Regions from separate parts of the Homo sapiens genome. Here region 2 is linked to region 1. Evidence: chromatin loops called from intact Hi-C (ENCODE). Cell type or tissue: Caco-2. All regions are shown on one strand. Links, peaks and the distances in the headings refer to the core of each region. The heading gives the core; the rest is flanking DNA.

The links. Hi-C counts contacts between places; a loop is a spot of excess contacts. Peaks named below come from ENCODE experiments on the same cell type or tissue, not always from the same donor. Only the 100,000 strongest peaks of a DNase experiment are listed, where the experiment ranks them.
Region 2: a loop joins it to region 1, with 7 times the contacts of the local background. A loop is called at or near these places in 2 of 110 quality-filtered maps.

Annotation. Positions count from the first base shown.
Region 1 is chr13:95,830,338-95,840,264 of GRCh38, forward strand. UGGT2 (UDP-glucose glycoprotein glucosyltransferase 2) reads right to left here. Exons shown (of 39, transcript NM_020121.4): 37 at 6,749-6,865; 38 at 2,590-2,716. Among named protein-coding and RNA genes, the nearest start is that of DNAJC3, 160 kb to the left of the region's middle. In Caco-2, for the core only: a CTCF peak has its summit at 4,044 (motif pointing left); a DNase peak (open chromatin) is centred at 4,004.
Region 2 is chr13:95,699,799-95,709,725 of GRCh38, forward strand. DNAJC3 (DnaJ heat shock protein family (Hsp40) member C3) reads left to right here. Exons shown (of 12, transcript NM_006260.5): 2 at 9,429-9,539. Among named protein-coding and RNA genes, the nearest start is that of DNAJC3, 28 kb to the left of the region's middle. RefSeq lists an enhancer at 7,338-7,627. In Caco-2, for the core only: a CTCF peak has its summit at 4,912 (motif pointing right); no DNase peak of the experiment used is centred there.

The DNA of each region.
Region 1 (9,927 bases), core at 639-8,638:
CAGGCAACCTACAGAATGGGAGAAAATTTTTGCAATCTACCCATCTGACAAAGGGCTAATATCCAGAATCTACAATGAACTTAAACAAATTTACAAGAAAAAATCAAACAACCCCATCAAAAAGTGGGTGAAGGATATGAAGACACTTCACAAAAAACGATATTTATGCAGCCAACAGACACATGAAAAGATGCTCATCATCACTGGTCATTAGAGAAATGCAAATCAAAACCACAATGAGATACTGTCTCACACCAGTTAGAATGGCAATCATTAAAAAGTCAGGAAACAACAGATGCTGGAGAGGATGTGGAGAAATAGGAACACTTTTACAGTATGGTAAGGCTGTAAACTAGTTCAACCATTGTGGAAGTCAGTGTGGCGATTCCTCAAGGATCTAAAACTAGAAATACCATTTGACCCAGCCATCCCATTACTGGGTATATACCCAAAGGATTATAAATCATGCTGCTATAAAGACACATGCACACATATGTTTATTGCGGCACTATTCACAATAGCAAAGACTTGGAACCAACCCAAATGTCCAAAAATGATAGACTGGATTAAGAAAATGTGGCACATATACACCACGGAATACTATGCAGCCTTAAAAAAGGATGAGTTCATGTCCTTTGTAGGGACATGGATGAAGCTGGAAACCATCATTCTCATCAAACTATCACAAGGACAGAAAACCAAACACCGCCTGTCCTCACTCATAGGTGGGAAATGAACAATGAGAACACCTGGACACAGGGTGGGGAACACCATACACTGGGGCTTGTTGTGGGGTGGGGGTAGGGGGTGGGATAGCATTAGGTGACATATCCAATGTAAATGACGAGTTAGTGGGTGCAGCACACCAACATGGCACATGTATACATATGTAACAAACCTGCACATTGTGCACATATACCCTAGAACTTAAAGTATAATAATAATAAAAAAAAATCTCTTTTGTAAAACTTCTCTCCCTTACTTATATACATATCTATACACAAACACATACATACAGACCTATGATTTTTCTTTAATGGAAACGAGATCAATTATAAATATTGCTCTATAACCTATTTTTTAACTTAAAATATGCTGCCAGCACAAATACATTTACCTTGTTTGTCTTGAAAGGCTACACTGTATTTCATTGTTTGTATCAATGTTTATGTAACCAATTGTCTATTGATGGACAGATTATTTCTATTTCATTGTTAAAAATAATGCTATAATAAACACCAATATAGACATCATTTTTCTTTTTTTAAGTTTGTTGAAGTGAATTGCTGGGTGAAAGGGTATACAAATTTTAAGTTTTTATACATATAAAATTTCCTTAACTTATACAGCTACTATACGTTTACTTGTATAAAAATGCTAACTTTCCAACATTCTCACCAATGCTCATTATTATTAACTGTTACCTCTTTCCCAATTTGATAAAAGAAATACTTATATATAAGAAAAAGATGTTTTTTGTTGAGGTAATTTTCCTTTCTTCCTTCTTCCTGCTTTCTTTCCTTCTCTCCCTCCTCCCTTTGTCATCCTACTTCTCTCCCTTTAAAAAAAGTCATATCATACCACTTACAGAATATTTTCTTATGAATTGAAATAGTATCTTTATCTATACTAAATTATTATACATACATGGGTGTGTATAATGAACTTTTTGAACACACCAAGAAAACTTTTTTTTTTTAAAGGAAAACTTTTTTTTTTTTTTAAAGTCAAGATGAAACAATTTCACGTTTATATGAGACAGTTTATACATAATCATTTCGGCTTCCCTAAACAGTAAAGCTGAGGAAAATGAGAACTGTATTCTGAACCACTGGGAAGAATTATTGAGAGTATTAGCCAATATAATCTAGTGAAAGTCTCTAACACACTGACCCGAACACAATAGGAGTTCAGGGGGTTTTTTAAGAAAGAGTGAAGAATAGGGAGACACAGGCAGCACTGACAGGGAAAGAGAATTACAGGACAATCAAGAAGTTTGTATCAGCTTTAAAAAATAAATTCAGCACATTTGTTGAACACTTATGTAGGGCAATGAAATGCCAAGGTAGCCACAGTTTTTTTCATAAAAGGAATTGAAGCAAATCTAATCCAAGTCATTCTCCAGCCCATGATTAAACATACTAGAACCACAAACACGTGGGGAAACCTCTGTTATATATGAGATTAATTTTGGAGATAGGAAATGATATTTTTAGTTAGCTATGTAAAGCTTTTATTAATTTTTAGGACTTGCTCAAATTTTCACATTTAGGAAATTCAGTGCAATCTTAAAGACAAACACTCCTTTTACTTTTATTTTTCACCTCTATGTTGTGTCAGGAGACTAATGTTACACTATCTATCCATATAGAGTTATGAGCTGAAGCTGTATCCATGGGGAAACAGATTATCTATGTTTTAAACTTGTAAGCTTAGTCTACACAAAAATACACCTTTAAATTATGCCACAGACTTTCTTAAAGAAATTCTTAATCATTTTATAAATTCACTAAGAAATGAGTCTGTAGTCTATTCTAATCTCATTAATGCAACGCATGTTTCAGACATCACAACACGTTGATGACTTACTTGTATCTTGCTTCTTGTTTTCAAGATGATCTAATAGTTGTCTTATCTCAGCATCATACTCCACCCATTCTGGGACAATTCTGGCAGCAGCTTTTAGTTTGGATTCTTTTGTTTTGGGATTATTGCACTAAAAGTTTAAGTAAATTTTGTTAATGAAAGACCATGCTCCTGGAAACATAAGGACAATGCTGTGTCACTAGGGCAAACAAAATACATTTTATAAAAAGCAGAGTCCTACTAAGTACTGGAAGTTTAATACACACAGGATCAGGTGAAATGATATATCACAACTTATGTATGTAATAATTGCTTAATACAAATACCTCAATCAGAAATTTAAATAAAAATTGTTGAAAGACATTCTGATGACTCATAAGTCTGTCAAAAAAAAATTATGTAAAACTTTTTGACAAAAGATCTAATTACATTACCACTATGTAGAAGAACATAGCAGACTAGTGTGCTTTGTAGGCACAGTAGAAAAACATGGAAATGGCATCTCGGTTCTCAGGGTTCCAACTCCATATTTACTAGTAGTAGGATGTGTATGTATCACATAATTATGTGTGTGTGTAGGGTGTGTAGCTTAATTTATTCAACTGCAAAAGAAATTAAAATAGGAAAATCTCTAAGGTTCCATCAATACACAATCAGTTTAAACTATTGAGTACTACTATAGAGTTTCTTGGGAAATTAAAGTTAAAAGCAAAAATTATAGAAGGTTGATAAGAGTCTGACACACTATGTATCTGAAGGTACAGCTGAAAGGATCTGCTGATATATTGGACGTGAGCTGTAAGTAAAGAGAGGCATCAAAGAAAGACAAAGCCACCAGTACCTTTGGCTTGAGCAATATAAAAAATGGATTTGCCATTTACTGAGACAGAAGACAATGGGAGCAGTATAAACTTCATCAAGTAATAAAGGAAGCCCATTCACTATTTACAAAGAATTAAGGCAGGAAGCAACTTGAAGCTCACTTCTGGTGACATTTTCTCCACTTGCTTTCCTCTTATTTCTTAGGGGAAAGCTATTAGTCATGAGCCGTGAGCCTGTTGTCTTAACCCTTTCCTCACCAAATATTTTCAGTTGATTCATTATGGATTTCTTTTCCATAGTGACATATTCCTGAGGTAAGTGGACAACACAATTTTCCTTGCAGAAATTAACTTTATAGGCAATGTCTTCTATATAGTGAAGATAATGGGACTAATTCTTTTTTTAATTCTGTCATACTATTAAAAAAATAAAAATATTATGTTTTGTTTAGCTATTTGTACTACATTGGGTTTGTGTGTGTGTGTGTGTGTATGTGTGTGCTCATGCATACACTCTATAAGCTTTATTAGTGTTTCTTAACTGGGTAATCATGCCCCTCGGGGAGCTTTGGCAAAGTCTGGAGAAAATGTGTGATGGCCGGGGAGTGGTGGGGTGCTACTGCCATCTAGTGGACAGAGGCCAGAAATGCTGCTGAATACCCAACAATGCACAGGAAAACCCCTGTAACAAAGAATTCTCCACTCCTCAATGCCAATAGTACTGAGGCTGAAAAACTCTGAGATGGAAAGTTGAGAGAGTATAATGACATTCATAAACATTTTCATTCCCACCTTCAATATTATTAGTCATGCTCTTTTCTTCTGTTAGGCCATTTCCTTGGGAATTTTCTGCATTCTCTTTTCTCCTCCATGAAGAATAGCATGTTCTCTCATTCTACTCTTAGTGTTTCTATGAGGGAGACGGGCTGAACACCAAAATTTGTGCCACTTCTCCTTTTCCTGGGTATTGGTATTGCTATTGCTAGGAAGTAGCTGTCCATCCAGGAATGCCATTTCTCAGCTCCTGTTACATCTAGATATGGCCACGTGACCAACTCCCACCAAGGGGCCATGCCTTTAGGATTCAAGATATATGTTCTCCACACTTTTTTTCCCCTTCCCTCCAGATTGGTACTATCCAATACAAATGCAATGAAAACCATACACATAATTTGTGGGTTTTTTCACTAGAAAAATACTAAATTTTTCTAGTAGCCATGTATAAAAATGTAAGAGGAATAGGTGAAATAAATTTTAATACTATATTTTATTCAACCCAATATATCCAAAATACTAAGTCAACATGTAATCAATACAAAAATTAGTAATGAGATATATGTTATTTTCATTGTATTGAGTATTCAAAATCTGGTGTGTACTTTATACCTTACAGCACATCTCAATTCAGAATAGCAACATGTTAAGGGCTCAACAGCCACATAAGGCAAGTGGCTACTGCACTGGAAGAAGCAGTTACAGGTGGACAAAAAGTACTCCCTGAGACATGGCACACAGGAGGGCTACTCAATGACGGAGATATCCACTTAGGTCTGCTGCTGGAATGAGTATGAAGCCACTGAATTTTGGGGGTTTGTTATGGTAGCTCATGTTAGTCTAAGTACTAAAGATCCCAAAATGACCTACACCACTACTGTATGAGCCACAACAGAACCCTAACAACATATTAGTAGTTGTGTTCAATAATGTTCTTGGCCTCTCTTTATGAAATTCCCTTGCTTACCTCTTAAAAATGCCTTTTTATTTGTTTCTGCTATATTCTACCAACTATGATTACATTCTAACATGCTGGCATGCTATTTTTAAAATATGTATTTCTATACATGTCTGAAAAAGTTCCTATATTTTGTTTTCCTGCTCTTTTTTGTTCAAAATTGTGTGAATTCTAACATTTTAATAGCTTATTCGTCAGTGAAGATCTTGTAAACAATTTTCTACACTTAGCACATTAAAAACAATATACTAGGAAAAAAACTTATTATACCTACTAAAGACAAGGTAGTAGTGGAATATAAAATCTAAATGGACAACAAATAAATTACTTTGAAATATTTTATGTTTAGGAGAGTTAAACTGCACAGCATAAACTGCTTTAAATGAAAATCTAGGAAAAATAATCTCTTAAAAATAAGTAAGAAAAAAGCATGTATGATATATTTTAAGTAGACAAAATTGTCTTGTTTGCCTTTATTTGGGGGAAAATATTGGCAGGATAACTAAACTGAAGACATGTCAAGATGATAGCTAATCCACAAACATTTTCAGCTAGCTCTCAGCCCTTTTTTTTTGTTTGTTTGTTTTTTTGAAATGGAGTTTTGCTCTTGTCTCCAGGCTGGAGTGTAGTGGCGCCATCTCCGCTCTCTGCAACCTCTGCCTCCCAGGTTCAAGCAATTCTCCTGCCTCAGCCTCCTGAGTAGCTGGGACTACAGGCATGTGCCACCACGCCCAGCTAATTTTTTGTAATTTTAGTAGAGATGGGGTTTCATCATGTTAGCAACGCTGGTCTCGAAGTCCTGACCTGAGGTGATCCACCTGCCTCGGCCTCTTAAAGTGCAGGGATTACAGGCGTAAGCCACCGTGCCCAGCCCTCTAAGCCTTTTTTTCAAAAGTCCTTTTGCAGAAAAGAGTTAATACAGAAAGCCTGAAATTGCTATTCTTAGAAAGACCTGCTTGTAAGTTTGGCTCCTCGCTGGCATCTGGGAACACAGGGTTCAGGATGGTTCTCACCATTCCTTTATAAGAGTAACTCACTGTGTCTAAATTATCTGTGCAAAGGTGTTTATGCTAAACACTTGCTTTCCTCCTGAGTGCTGGAAATTTAGGTGTGTCTCAGGCAGACAGTGCTATATGGTCACCAGCCCCCAGTAAAACCCCTGGACACTGGGGTTTCTAATAAATGTCCTTAGTAGGTAATACTTCACACTGGTTGTGGAATCTCTTATTGCTTGAGGAATGAAGCTTGTCCCGTGTGATATCACAGAGAAAGGACTCTTGGAATCTTGCACCTGATTTTCTCTTTGCCCCATGTGCCTTTTCCCTTTGCTGACTTTGCTTTATATCCTTTCACTGTGATAAATCAAGCCATGAATATGATTATATTTTGCATCTCATGAATCTCCTTAGTGAATCATCAAACCTCAGGGTGGTCTTGGGGGCCCCCAAAATAACCCTATACTTGCCAACCTAAGTAAATGTGTAATAGACTGAACAGCAGAAGAAGCGAAGTAATACGTATGCCACTCCCTTTGTAAAACAGAAAGAAAATATTTCTATTTAAACATTTCTGTATCTGCTTACATACAAATGAAAACAAAGACACTCACCAGATCAATTGTTTTGGCTCTTTGTTTGGATTCATCATCACACCAGGTTTCACACCACAGCCAGTCTTGAGGAAGAGACTTAATGGCGACTTGGTAAATCATATTATTGGGGAGATCCTACAGAAAATTGTGATTTAATCATAGACGTATGAAATTTAGAGTCAGAAGGAAAGAAGCTGAATGAAGTAAGACATCAGTTAGACTGTAAACAGATCATAAAACATATGCAAATCTGAGATTTCTCTACACTTTAAAGCTTAAAATACCTAAGGTGATCCAATCATCTTGTGTCATGAATGAATCCATGCACTGGAATATACCTACATCTCTCCTAGACTCTACCCCTGGGAACAAGGATGAAGAAGGAGGCATAGAAACCTACCATTCAATAGTCCCCACAATGGACAGCCTCACTACCTCTATCTGCCTCTATTGCTCACATTATGCCTGCAATTACTGTTCATATTGGTCACCACAATGCTCTCTGGATTCTGAGGTGAATTTTCATCTCCCCATTGGAAACAATGATCCATGAATATTTTCCCATTTCTGCATGCTCAGAGCTCTCTAAGTAAAGATTGCTGGCATCTGGGTTAATGGATGTTTGACTGGCAAACTAGCCTAGTAAGTTAGAGACCTTTGGAGAGAATCAGACAAATCTTCCCCAGAGATATTTGTTTATATTCCAGGGGTGGAGTCCTTCCCTTCCTTTCCCTATAGAAGATCTGCTTATATTCAAGAGCAAAGGCATGTTCCTCTCTCTCCAAGAGTATGAAGGGTACTTGTGCTGGTTGTCCTACATAAGCTCCAAGATTCACAATTTTAAGGTTCTTCTCTCAACATCCCTATTAAACATCACACTGAAAGTCCTAGCAAATGCAATAAGACAAGAAAAGGAAAATGTATATAGATTGGGAAGGGAAAAAAACCTGTCACTGTTTGTGATAACAGGATTGTTTATGCAGAAAATCCCAAGAATCAAGGGAAAAAACTTCTGGAACTGATAAGCAATTTTAGCAATGTTACAAGATAAAAAGTTAATATACAAAAGTCAACTGCTTTTCTATATACCAGCAATGAACAAACATAATTTGAAATTTAAGAAAACACACCATTTACATTAGCACCGAAAAAGAGAAATACTTAAACATAAATCTAATAAAATATGTTCCTCAACAAAATGAAAACTACAAAATTCTGAGGAAAGAAATCAAAGAACACTGAAATACATGAAGAGATATTCTATGTTCACACATAGGAAGACTCCATAGTCAAGATAACAGTTCTTCCCAGATTTATCTATAGACTTAACACAATCCCAATCAAAGGCTTAGCAAGTTATTTTGTGGAGATTGGCCAACTGATTCTAAAGTTTAGGGAAAAAGGAAAAGATCCAGAATATCCAACACAATATTGAAGAATAAAGTCAGAGGGCTGACACTACCACACTTGAAGTCTTACTATAAAGTTACAGTAATCAAAACAGTGTGGTATTGGAAAAATAAGAGACAAATACATCAATGGAACACAATAAAGAGCCCAGAAATAGAAAATTACCCATACTTTCTGCTCATTTTTTTTGTAAACCTAAGACTGCTCTAAAAAAATAAAGTCCGTTAATCAAAGAAAGAAAAACCTTAACTGTCCCTTCTGACACCCTTAGTTCCTTGGAATCCCTTCCTTAAATAACCTGGCCTACCATATTATCTAAGCTACTAACTCAAATGGTTATATACTAGACCAAGTCTTCTATACTTTCAATTTCATGGTGCCACTCTCTGACCACCTCTTGATTTTTGGCTCACTCCACTGAGTACTCAGATATCAATATCCTTTGACCCCTTGGAACCTCCAATCAACTGATTTTACCACTATTTCACTGTCCCTCATTCCTTGATGTATTCACCCCTATATAGTTATTCTTCTGAATATACTCTCAACTGTCTTATTCTTCTCTCACTTAGTTGTACTTTCTTGACAAAGTCATAGTCCTGATTAAATCTCAATCTCTGTAACTGTTCTCATGGAACTCAACATGGCTGAGTTCCATGAGTACAGGACACACACACACACTACCCCCCATGCCGACTGTTTTTTCATTTTAACCTCCTGAATATAAATCTTAGGGGAACTTTAATTCTGTCAATTATATATATGGGTCTACTCTGTTGTCACTTAGCTGATCTTTAGCTGATTATTTCACACACTGTCCTCATATCCTTCCCTAACCTCCATGTACCTAATAATCTACTTTCTGTCTCTACGAATTTGTTTAGTCTGGACATATCACATAAGTAAAATTATACATTATCAGGTTTTTGTGTCTGGCTTCTGTCAGCACAATGTTGTCAAGGTCCATCTATGCTGTGACATATTTCAGTACTTCAATCCTTTTTACAGCCAAATAATATTCCACTATATGAATTTACAACATTTGGCTTATTCATTTGTCAACTGATGGGCATTTGGGTTGTTTCCATTTTCCAGCTGTTATAAACAATGCTTCTATAAACATTTGTACAAATTTTTGTTTGGACACATGTTTTCAACTCTCTTGGGTATATATCTAGGAGTGGAACTGCTGGGTCATATGTTAACTCTGTTAAACATTTTCATGACCTGTCAAACTGTTTTTGAACTTGGTACACTATTCTACATTCCAAATAGGAGCGTATCATGGTTCCATTTTCTCCATATCCTTGTCCACTCTTGTTATTGTCAATCTTTTTTATTGTAGCTATCATAGCGAGTATGAAGTGGTATCTCATTGTGGTTTTGATTTGCTATTCCTAATGACAATGGCATTGAGCATCTTTTCATGTGTTTATTGGACATTTGTGTATCACAGAAGATATATCAATGGCTAGTAAACACATACAATGTCTATTTACATAGACATATTTCGTATTTAAATGTCTATTTAAATAAACATATTAAAATCTCCAAATAAACACATTTAAATCTCTGCTTAAAGACTTAAATGTACAATGTAAAACCATAAAAACCCTAGAAGAAAACCTAGGCAATACCATTCAGGACACAGGCATGGGCAAAGACTTCATGACTAAAATACCAAAAGCAACAGAAACAAAAGCCAAAATTGACAAATGGGATCTATTTAAACTAAAGAGCTTCTGCACAACAAAATAAACTATCATCAGAGTGAACAGGCAACCTAC
Region 2 (9,927 bases), core at 1,175-9,174, 130 kb before region 1:
CTCCTCATAAAGTTTCTTTTTTCTTTTCTTTTTCTTTTTTAAACATTTTTGTTTGAGACAGGATCATGCTCTGTTGCCCAGACTGGAGTGCAGTGGCATGATTGTAGCACCTGGCCTCAAGTGATTCTCCTGCTTCAGCCTCCTGAGTAGTTGGGACTACAGGTGTGTGTCACCACACCAGGCTCATTTTTAAAATTTTTTGTAGAGATGGTGTTTTTCTTGTCCAGACTGGTCTTGAACTCCTGGCCTGAAGTGATCTTCCTGTGTTGGCCTCCCAAAGTGCTGGGATAATAGATGTGAGCCATTGCAACTGGCCTACTTTTATTGTTTATATAAGATATGGGGTCTCACTGTATTGTCCAGGCCAGTCTCGAACTCCTGGGCTCAAGCAATCCTCCCACTTCAGCAACCTGAATAGCTGGGATTACAGGTCTGCATCACTGAGCTCACCTACCAGGCACCTTTACTTATGAAAATTTTCTTTATATATAAATTATTTTCATAAAAGAGGTTTTCAGAACTGTTTTTAATGTCTGTAGTTTCTCGAACTAACCAGCTTCAAGTAATATGCCAAAAAATATGTTTTGGGATGGCATATTCTGGTCTCCTGCAGTCATTTTTTGGGAGGGTATGTTCTGAGCCCCAAAATCTCTCTTCCTTTCTTTCCATTCCTTATACCAAGAGGTCCAACAGGCAACCAAGGTATTCAGTTACTTTTGTGCCAACCTAATAAGACACTATGGAGAAACTACAGAGTAGCTGAGAAAGCTACTGTGTTTAGAAGGAGAAAGAGCAAGGTAAAGTGAATTCCAATCAGCTTTTTGCTGTATTAGATGAAATAAGGAGTTCAGTGCTTTTGGTGACTAAAATGGCAGGTAGTTGCTCAGTAAGTTGCTTTGGGTATCCTGGACTCCTGCTTTTTCTGTACTTGACCTCCATATCTAGCCTGTTGATATAAGTCATGTGTGTCTTTTTTCTCTCTTATTTTTTCTGTGTTCACTGCTGCTACTCCATGGTCATGTCATCATCATGTTGCCTGGATTATCATGTAGATACTGAATTGGTTTCCTTCTTCCTCTCTGGATGTTTATTAGAGTCACCTAGCACTTAAAGTGTTCCGCTCCAGAATAATTATGTCATGATGGCAAGGAGAGCTAGCTGAAATACTAGACATTTTTTTTAAAGCCTCATTAATCATGTGACATCTAGGCATTTAAATGTCATGTCCTTTGTTTTTGGATGGTCAGTTTCCCTATTCCAGCCTTTTCGACAAAGGTAGCATCCTTCCTACTTTTCCTTCAGGTTTCAGGTGAGCCTTCAGGGGAATCCCCCGAGGGCTGTCCAGTGGAACTTTCCGCGATGATGGGAGATATTTGGTATCATTTGCATTGTCCCATGCAGTGGTGTTGGAGCTTAGGTCACGCTACCCCAAAATATGACTTCAGGAGCCCACAATATGCTACTGCAAAATATGTCTCTTTGTCATATTGGTTATTTAGAGTTGGTTATTTTGAGAAACTGTAGACACAAGAATAGCTCTGAAAAGTTGCCCTTTTGTCAGAGAAATTTACATCTATGAGGGAAATCTTTTTCCCTGCTCTGCAGTAGGAGGAGAGGGGCCGCTAAATGGAAAAGGCATTGACTTAAAAACTGCACAACAAATCTTACTCTTGTTTTCAGTTTTTTCCTGGCCATCCCCCTGTAACAGATTTCCCCATCACCCTCCACTTCCTTTATTTTAGCAAATGATGGTATTCCGCTGAAGTTTAAACTCTCATTGAAATCTACTCTGGAGATTTACTCGGTTCTCTTGAATTTTCTCGCATGTATGTTTGAGGTATACATATGAAACAACTCTTGTTAATCTGTCTTTTGTTACAGGGAGTCCCAGTTTATGAAGATAAAAAATTATTTTTTCTCTCCTATACCAGCCACTAGTTATTGAGCACTTAAACTGTTACTAGTGTGACTGTGAAACAAGTTTAAATTTTATTTAATTTTAACTGTGTTAGGTGCTTTAACTTGTGCCCTCACAGTACCCTGTGTACATTCCCCCATTATAACACTATAGTGTATGTATTCCCAACATTTTATTATTAAACATATCGCAAAGTTGAAAGAATTTTACAGTGTTCATCCCTATACCCATCATCTAGATTCTACCACTAATATTTTAATACATTTGTTTTAACACATATGCATCTGGACATTTCTGTATCCAACCATTAATCCTTTAAAAAAATACATTTCAAGATAACACCAGTATACATGGCCCTAAATACTTTAACAGGCATATAACCAACTTTTGTTTGCATGTAAAATTAATGTATAATGAAACGTCCATATTTTAAGTGTGTATTTGCTGAGTTTTGATAATCACATATAACTGTGTAACCCACACCTCTAAGCATGATGAGAACATTACCAGCAGTTCCCTCCTGCCTCTTCCCAGTCTGTCTTTTCTCTTACCCTCCCAAGCAACCATTATTTTGATTTTCTTCTGTAATGTCCTTCAGCACCCCAAAGAGCTTAGCATCATGCTCACCATAAAGGAGAAATGCGTTGGCTACTTAGTTTCCGTACGTGCCTTTGTGCACATATTTGAATACCAGTACAACAAAGCAACTTTATTTTTGCTATGGTCTGAATATTTGTGTTCCCCTCATGCCCCCAATTCATATGTTGAAACCTAATCTGATGTGACAGTATTAAGAGGCAGGGCCTTAAGGAGAAGGTGATTAGATGATGCCCTCATGACTGGGATTAGTGGCCATATGAAAGAGGCCTGAAGGAGCTTGTTTTCCCCTTTCACCACATAGGGACTCAACAAGAAAGTGCAGTCTATTAGGCCCTCATCAGACACTGAATCTGCTGACACCTTGATCTTGGACTTGCTAGCCTCTAGAACTATGAGAAATAAATGTTGTTTATAAGCCATCCAGTTTATGGTATTTTTGTTATAGCAGCCTGAATAGAAGAACTGAGACAATTTTCTAAGAAGATACAGCTATCCTTGCAGGGAAGAAATTCTTACCCATACCCTAATGGAGAAGACTCCTGGTTCCATCAGTCACGTATCCATCACTGGCTACATAAATTACTACTCTTACTCCATCACCATCCCACTCAATATTCAGTTATATAAAGACTAAATTGTAAAGTTAACTTCAGTAATTTGTGTATAAAATAAAATTGGGAATTAGGGAGAAAAATATGGTTAGTACAGTCAATTCTTGTTATTCATGGTGGTTATGTTCTGTAAAGTCATCGTGAACACTGCATTAGCAAATATTGAACCATTTCTCTTAGGGGAAATACAGGGTTAAGTTTCTGCAAGCCTCAAATCACAACTTATGTCAACAGATCAAGACATAACCTTGTTTTCTGTGTGTTTCTGTTTAAAGACACCTTACTATGTATGGTTGATCTATTAACATTGAACTTACAGCTAATGGCAGTGTCTTTCATATTTGAAGAAAGCTTAACTAAAACACGATTTTTTCAGTAAGGTACAGCCCAGCTTTCATGAGCATAGGAACACCTGACAGTACTTCAGTACTATGCTTGGGAGTCACTCAAAGTGGTGAAATCAGTGACAGGAAGCATACACAAAAAAGTGGCACCAAATGCACAGTGGAAAGGACAATTGTTTATACTATGAAAGCTGACACAGGAAGATGGAGTGTTACCTTGTTCAGCCTCAGCTGGAACATATGCTTGGAGTGATTTCAGTATTTTGCTACCCTGAACATGCATGTGTTCTTGAATGACTGAAAATGCTGTGAATATGAGTTTGGGGATTACGAATGAATTTTAGTGCATAGGCAAATTCACAAATACAGAATCTAAATTATGAAGATTGACTGTATATACAAATAAACATGTATATAATCAAAGAGAAAATATGCAAAGCTACTGCATAGCTTGTGTCTGTAACTGGTCTGAGGTGGTAGCTGAAATATGTGGCTTCCTTCATCTACTCCCTGTTCTATAGCTCTCTTGCCTTCTGCCAGAATTTCAGTTACTCTGGCTTTTTTTTTTTTTAACCTGATTGAGTGACTCATAAACTTTCCTTCTTGAAGGGACTGTGTCTTATTTGCTCTGTTTTTTGGTTGCTGTAACGTTTCATTAACCTTGTATTGAGCATGGAAGTAGTATGACATGCCCTAGGCAATCTTCTGGGTTCCACTTACCCTACTTTGCCTCCATTGCAAAATAGCACACTTGTTTGCCCTTGGTAATTCGGATTCATTTTTCCAACTAGTAGATTAACCAATGTTTTTGGCTTGTTGGTTTCAGTGACATAAGAAGTACAAAATGGCCATATGGGAGTCTCATCTTCCAATTAATCGGAAACATTGTTGTGTCCCCTTTGGAAGCATTTCTCCTTTAAGGACTAAGATCTCCAAACCATCAGAGCTCAAAGTTGCCAGGACTAGAAACAGAAATTTTGCAAGTGGCTTATGTGGGTATAATAATGAGAGGAGCCATGCCTGCTTCTACTTTTTGATTCCTGGACTGACATATTCTGGCTGTGGGCAAGATAGCATCATATAATGGTCTGTGATTGAAATAATAAACTGCAGCTTGTAAAACAGAGCCCCATCCTTTCAGGTTTTTGTCTCCTAACTAGTGCTGCTGCTGAAGTCTTCAGTAAGCCATTCTATGTGATGGAGTAATGGTAAAACCAGTTAATCTTAGTGTCATGAGCACATTGTCCACCTCTTTTGCTATGAAGTGAATTCCTTAAGGAGATACAGTGCTGTATAGAATGCTGTAATGATAGGTAATACATTCTGTGAGTCTATGAATGGTGGAGTTGGCAGAAGCATTGCAGGCAAATTCATATCTGGAATATGAGAAACGGATCCATTATGGAAGAGAACCAAATAAAATCAATCTGCCACTAGGTGGCCAGCTGTCTCTTTCCCACCCATGGTGCCATACTGGGAATTCAGTGTTGGTCTCCAGCATTGGCAGATCAGATGCTCTGCAGTAGCTTTAGCCAGATCAGTTTTTTCAGTTTTAGAAAGGACTAATCTGTGTGTGTGTGTTTTTTTTTTTTTTTTTTGAGACAGAGTCTCGCAGTGTCGCCCAGGCTGGAGTGCAGTGGCATGATCTCAGCTCACCGCAACCTCCACCTCGTGGGTTCAAGTGATTCTCATGCCTCAGCCTCCCCAGTAGCTGGGATTACAGGCATGCACCACCACATCCAGCTAATCTCTGTATTTTTAGTAGAGATGGGGTTTTGCCACGTTGGCCAGGCTAGTCTTGAATTCCTGACCTCAGGTGATCTGTCCGCCTAGGCCTCCCAAAGTGCTGGGATTACAGGCATGAGCCACCGCACCTGGCCTAATCTGTGTTTTTGAACCCATTCATAATCTCCATCCCTGCCACCATGGCCACTTTGTTCATGGGTCCATTGCACAAGCTTAGATATGATGGAGAAGGAGGTTGAGTGCCACCCATAGAGTATGTCATTTTATCTACCTGATTATTAAGAGCCTCTGCATTGATGTGCCCACCTAGTCTCTCATGGTTCAGTGCTGCTGCTTAAGTTTCTGTGCAACTCTAAAATCCCATCATCCGCACTGAATTCAACTTATCTCAATATTGACTTCCTCCTGTAGTCATACCTGTCCTACAAAGGGGAGTGACAAGAATTTTGAAAACCTTGTTAGGTGGTCCCTCACTAATACATTTCTCCCTCTCTCTCTCTCTCTTTTTTTTTTTTTTAATTTTGTTTCAGAGACAAGGTTTGCTCTGTCTCCTAGACTGGAGTATAGTGGCACGATCATAGCTCACTGCAGACTTGAACTCCTGGGCTCAAAGGATCCTTCCTCCTGCCTCAGCCCCCCAAGTATTAAATAGCTGGGATTCCAGGTGTGTGCCACCATGCCTGGCTAATTATTTTATATTTTTTAGAGATGAGGTCTCATTATGTTGCCCGGGCTGCTCTTGAACTCCTGGCCTCAAGCAGTTCTCCTGCCTTGGCCTCACAAAGTGTTGGGATTACAGACTTGAGCTACTGTGCCTGGCCACTAATAGGTTTCTAAATGTCTTAGTAAAAGGAGTGTTTTCTAGGCCCTCTCATGGACATAAGTGGCAATTTGGTGTGTAGGTAACACATGATAAATCCAGTCCAACCTTCCTATCTCTCTAAACCTTTGGATCCCTCTCTCTTATTATGCTAGGGAAACTTTGGAACCTCAGCCTTATTAAATGTTAAATTAATATAATTAATGCTTAATTAAATTAAACTTCAAGTTTCAGTCAGCCAATCAAGTAAGCTGTTAAAGCCACTTCCAGTTTTGTGAGTTAACACATTAAATGTGGGATCTCTAGTACAGAAGTAGTCAAACCTTTTCTGTAAAGGGTCAGATAGTAAATATTTTAGGTTTTAGAGGCCATATGGGTTTTGTCACAACAACTCTGTTCTGCTGCTATAGTGTGAAAGCAGCCATAGACAATATGGCCCATCCATTAATGGGCATGGCCCCATTCTAGTAAAACTTTAGTTACAAAAAACGGTTTGTTGACCTCTGCTTTATAAGTATATACATATAAATGAATTAGAGCCAATGTAGTGTTATATTTCACCCTCCTGGTCTAGCACCTTTAGAATCCATTGCCATACATGTTCTGTGGGATTGTGCTAGTTTATCAGCAGATCTTTTAGTGTGTTCAGCTACTTCCTTTGGGTCATAGTATATACCTGTTCTTCTGGAGCCTGTCAAAATTTGACATGGGTTAGTGACAATGGCAGTGGTTAGGGTGTGTCTTGAGGAGGACTGAACATCCTCTTTTAAGGCATCCACCATGGGTAAAGCTGTCCTCAGGTTTTTAAGCAGTGGAAGAGTCATCTCCTCAGACAAGGGGGGAAAACTACTTCTGGTAAGGGAGACTCAGACGGACTTGGGGGTTCAAGTTGGTCAGTTTCATTTGGGTCCAAATAAATATTCCCATTCCAAATTTAAGGATTCCATTCTTTACTAATCTGTCCCCTTTCACAGGAGAAACTTGGTGAGACCATGAATTCAGCTATTGTTTTAATTCAGCAACCCTCATAATTAAATTAAATTTTATATTTGATTTTCAGCTAAATCAGCTCTAAGACCATGACTTGATCTGAAAGTTGGATCTGAGCTGGTTATTTTCTCCCTGTAGGTGCCCCAGTGCAGCAGTCCCCAACCTTTTTGGCACCAGGGATTGGTTTTGTGGAAGACAGTTTTTCCATGGACTGGGTTGGGTAGGGGGAGGATAGTTTCGGGATGAATCTGTTCCACTTCAGATCATCAGGCTTTAGTTAGATTCTCATAAGGAATGCACAACCTAGACCCCTTGCATGCGCAATTGATGATAGGGTTTGTGCTCCTGTGAGAATCTAATGCCTCCACTGATCTGACAGGAAGCAGAGCTCAGGTGGTAATGCTCTCTGGCTTGCCGATCACTTCCTGCTGTGTGGCCCAGTTCCTAACAGGCCATGGACTGGTACTGGTCCGTGGCTGGGGGCTTGGGGACCCTGCTCTAGTGCTCTCAAAAGAACCCACCCCACATCAAAGTCCTTATTTTCATAATTTCTGCCATTATGGTCAGTTGCAGCAGCCACTTGGGCTTCTAAGACATGTCCCTCAGTACTTCATTACAGTCAACCAAAGTGATAGCTTAGTTAATTGTGACTCCAATACCTACTGTGGATTACTAGCATTTCATCTCCCATTGGCGAGGAACTTAGCACTGCACTGAAGCCCAAGGCCATGACCAAACCAGTCCTCGAATTGCATCTCTGTGGGCCTGTCTCCTAGGACTGCTCCCAATACCAATTGTGTGTCACTCATGGTCCGTTGAGGAGAGACCGAAATCATGTAGTTACTTAGAAAGGGGAAGTTTAATCTAAGAACTGTTAAGTTGTGATAGGAGAGTAACTAAAGATGTAAAGAGAACTCTAACGGATATTCTAGGACTAAGAGCCTCAAGGAAGGACCAACTTGCAAGAGGGGTCCCCTCTACCAGGCTGGGGTTTAGAGCTTATTGGAGAAGGTATAGCTGTAGCCCAGGTTTGCTGGTGGAGAAGATTGCTGTGTGGCTGGTCCATAGTAATTGGGCAAGCAGGAAACAATCCTTTCATGTATAGGTGAGCGAAGGCTGGTTAGCCTGTCTACGAAGGGAGTCCAGGTGCTTCTGTGGGTGTGAAATCTGGAGTGTGTGGGCTGAGGTTGCCAGATCACTGAGGAACTGGACCCCTGGGCATAAGCTGTGGCTAAGTACCCCTGGATGTCCTCCTCATCCATACCATGCAGCAGGAAGTCCACCCCATGACAGACCATGCAGCAGGAGCCAGAAGACAGTAAAATGCACCAAGCAGAACTAGGAAGTGTCCTTTCTGCAGTGTTGCTTCAGTGCCCTGTACTGACAAAGCATAACATTGTACTCACTGTAAAGAGGAAATGCCTGCAAACTCCAGGCCTTTATTGCAGTGCAGGTACCGAAGGATGAATTCAGAGCGGAGAGGCAACATATTGATAATTGGCCTAGTCCATCAGATCATGTTATTGATTCCACAGTAGTTCCCTGTTTTAAGACAAGTAAATATTCAAAGCTGTAGACAGGTCCTCTACTTCTTTGACCTCATACTACTATCTTCCTCTTGGCTCTGCTGCAGCCATCCAGGCCTTTCTCCTGTTTCTGGAACATATCTGCATGCTCCCGACTTAGGACCCTTGCTGGTCCCTCTTCCTGGAAGCTATTTTCCTAGCTGTCTGCATGGTGAGTTCCTCATTTTTTTCAAGTCTTGCTCAGATGTCAGTTTCTCAAGAAGGCCTGCCCTTTACGCGCTTATTTGCTACTCTAAGTCCCCTGAACTCCTTACCTCTTCACATGGCTTGACTTTTTCCACAGTACTTTTCACCCAACATACTATATAATTTACTTATTTATCATGTCTGTCTCCTCCCACGATAACATCAGGCGCCAGGACGGTATGAGGGGCAGGAGTTTTTTAATGTTGCTCACTTATTGCAGATACCTAAAATAGTGCCTAGTGCATTATAGGTGCTTAATAAATACTTAAATATTGTAACAGTCTCTATGATGTTCATTAAAGGTGAGATTCTACCTTCAAACAATTTTCATTTTATTATTCAAAATATTTTTACTACTTCTGCATTACACAACTTCCCTTTATTTTCTGGACTGGTTACATTCTTTTGACTGATTAGGTCAAGATGGGTACATTTTTTGTCTTGTGCTCCATATAATGAAATAGGGTTTGTATTTTATGTTACGTTCTTTACATCATTTTTCAGCTTCTGTGACTTTTCTCATCTGAGTAGATGACTGAGACAGATAACTATTTTTAATATTATATTTTTTAGAATTAAATCTTAGTTCGTGGAAAGTTAACTGATTGTTTTTAATTTTATTTTTAGGTGCTGAATGTGGAGTAAATGCAGATGTTGAGAAACATCTTGAATTGGGCAAGAAATTACTTGCAGCTGGACAGCTAGCTGATGCTTTATCTCAGTTTCATGCTGCCGTAGGTTTGTATCATGGAACCAAATCACTCAGTGTCTGTCTTAGTGAATTCTAGTAATAGCTCTTTTTTTAAAAATAACATTTAAAATAAACATTATTTCATGTTTAAATAAAACATTTAAATATATTTGTGGGATTCTGAGCGAAATAGATGGATAAAATAAATATATAACACTTAAATGTATGTGCATCTAACATGAGAGAAGTTTGAAGGTTAGTGAGGCCTGCTACTACCAAGGATAACTCAAGATATTTCTGACAAACAGCTTTTCTCAGTGTATTATTTGGCTTCTGACTTTTTTTTTTTTTTTTTTTTTTTGAGACGGAGTCTCGCTCTGTCGCTGTCGCCCAGGCTGGAGTGCAGTGGCACGATCTTGGCTCACTGAAAGCTCT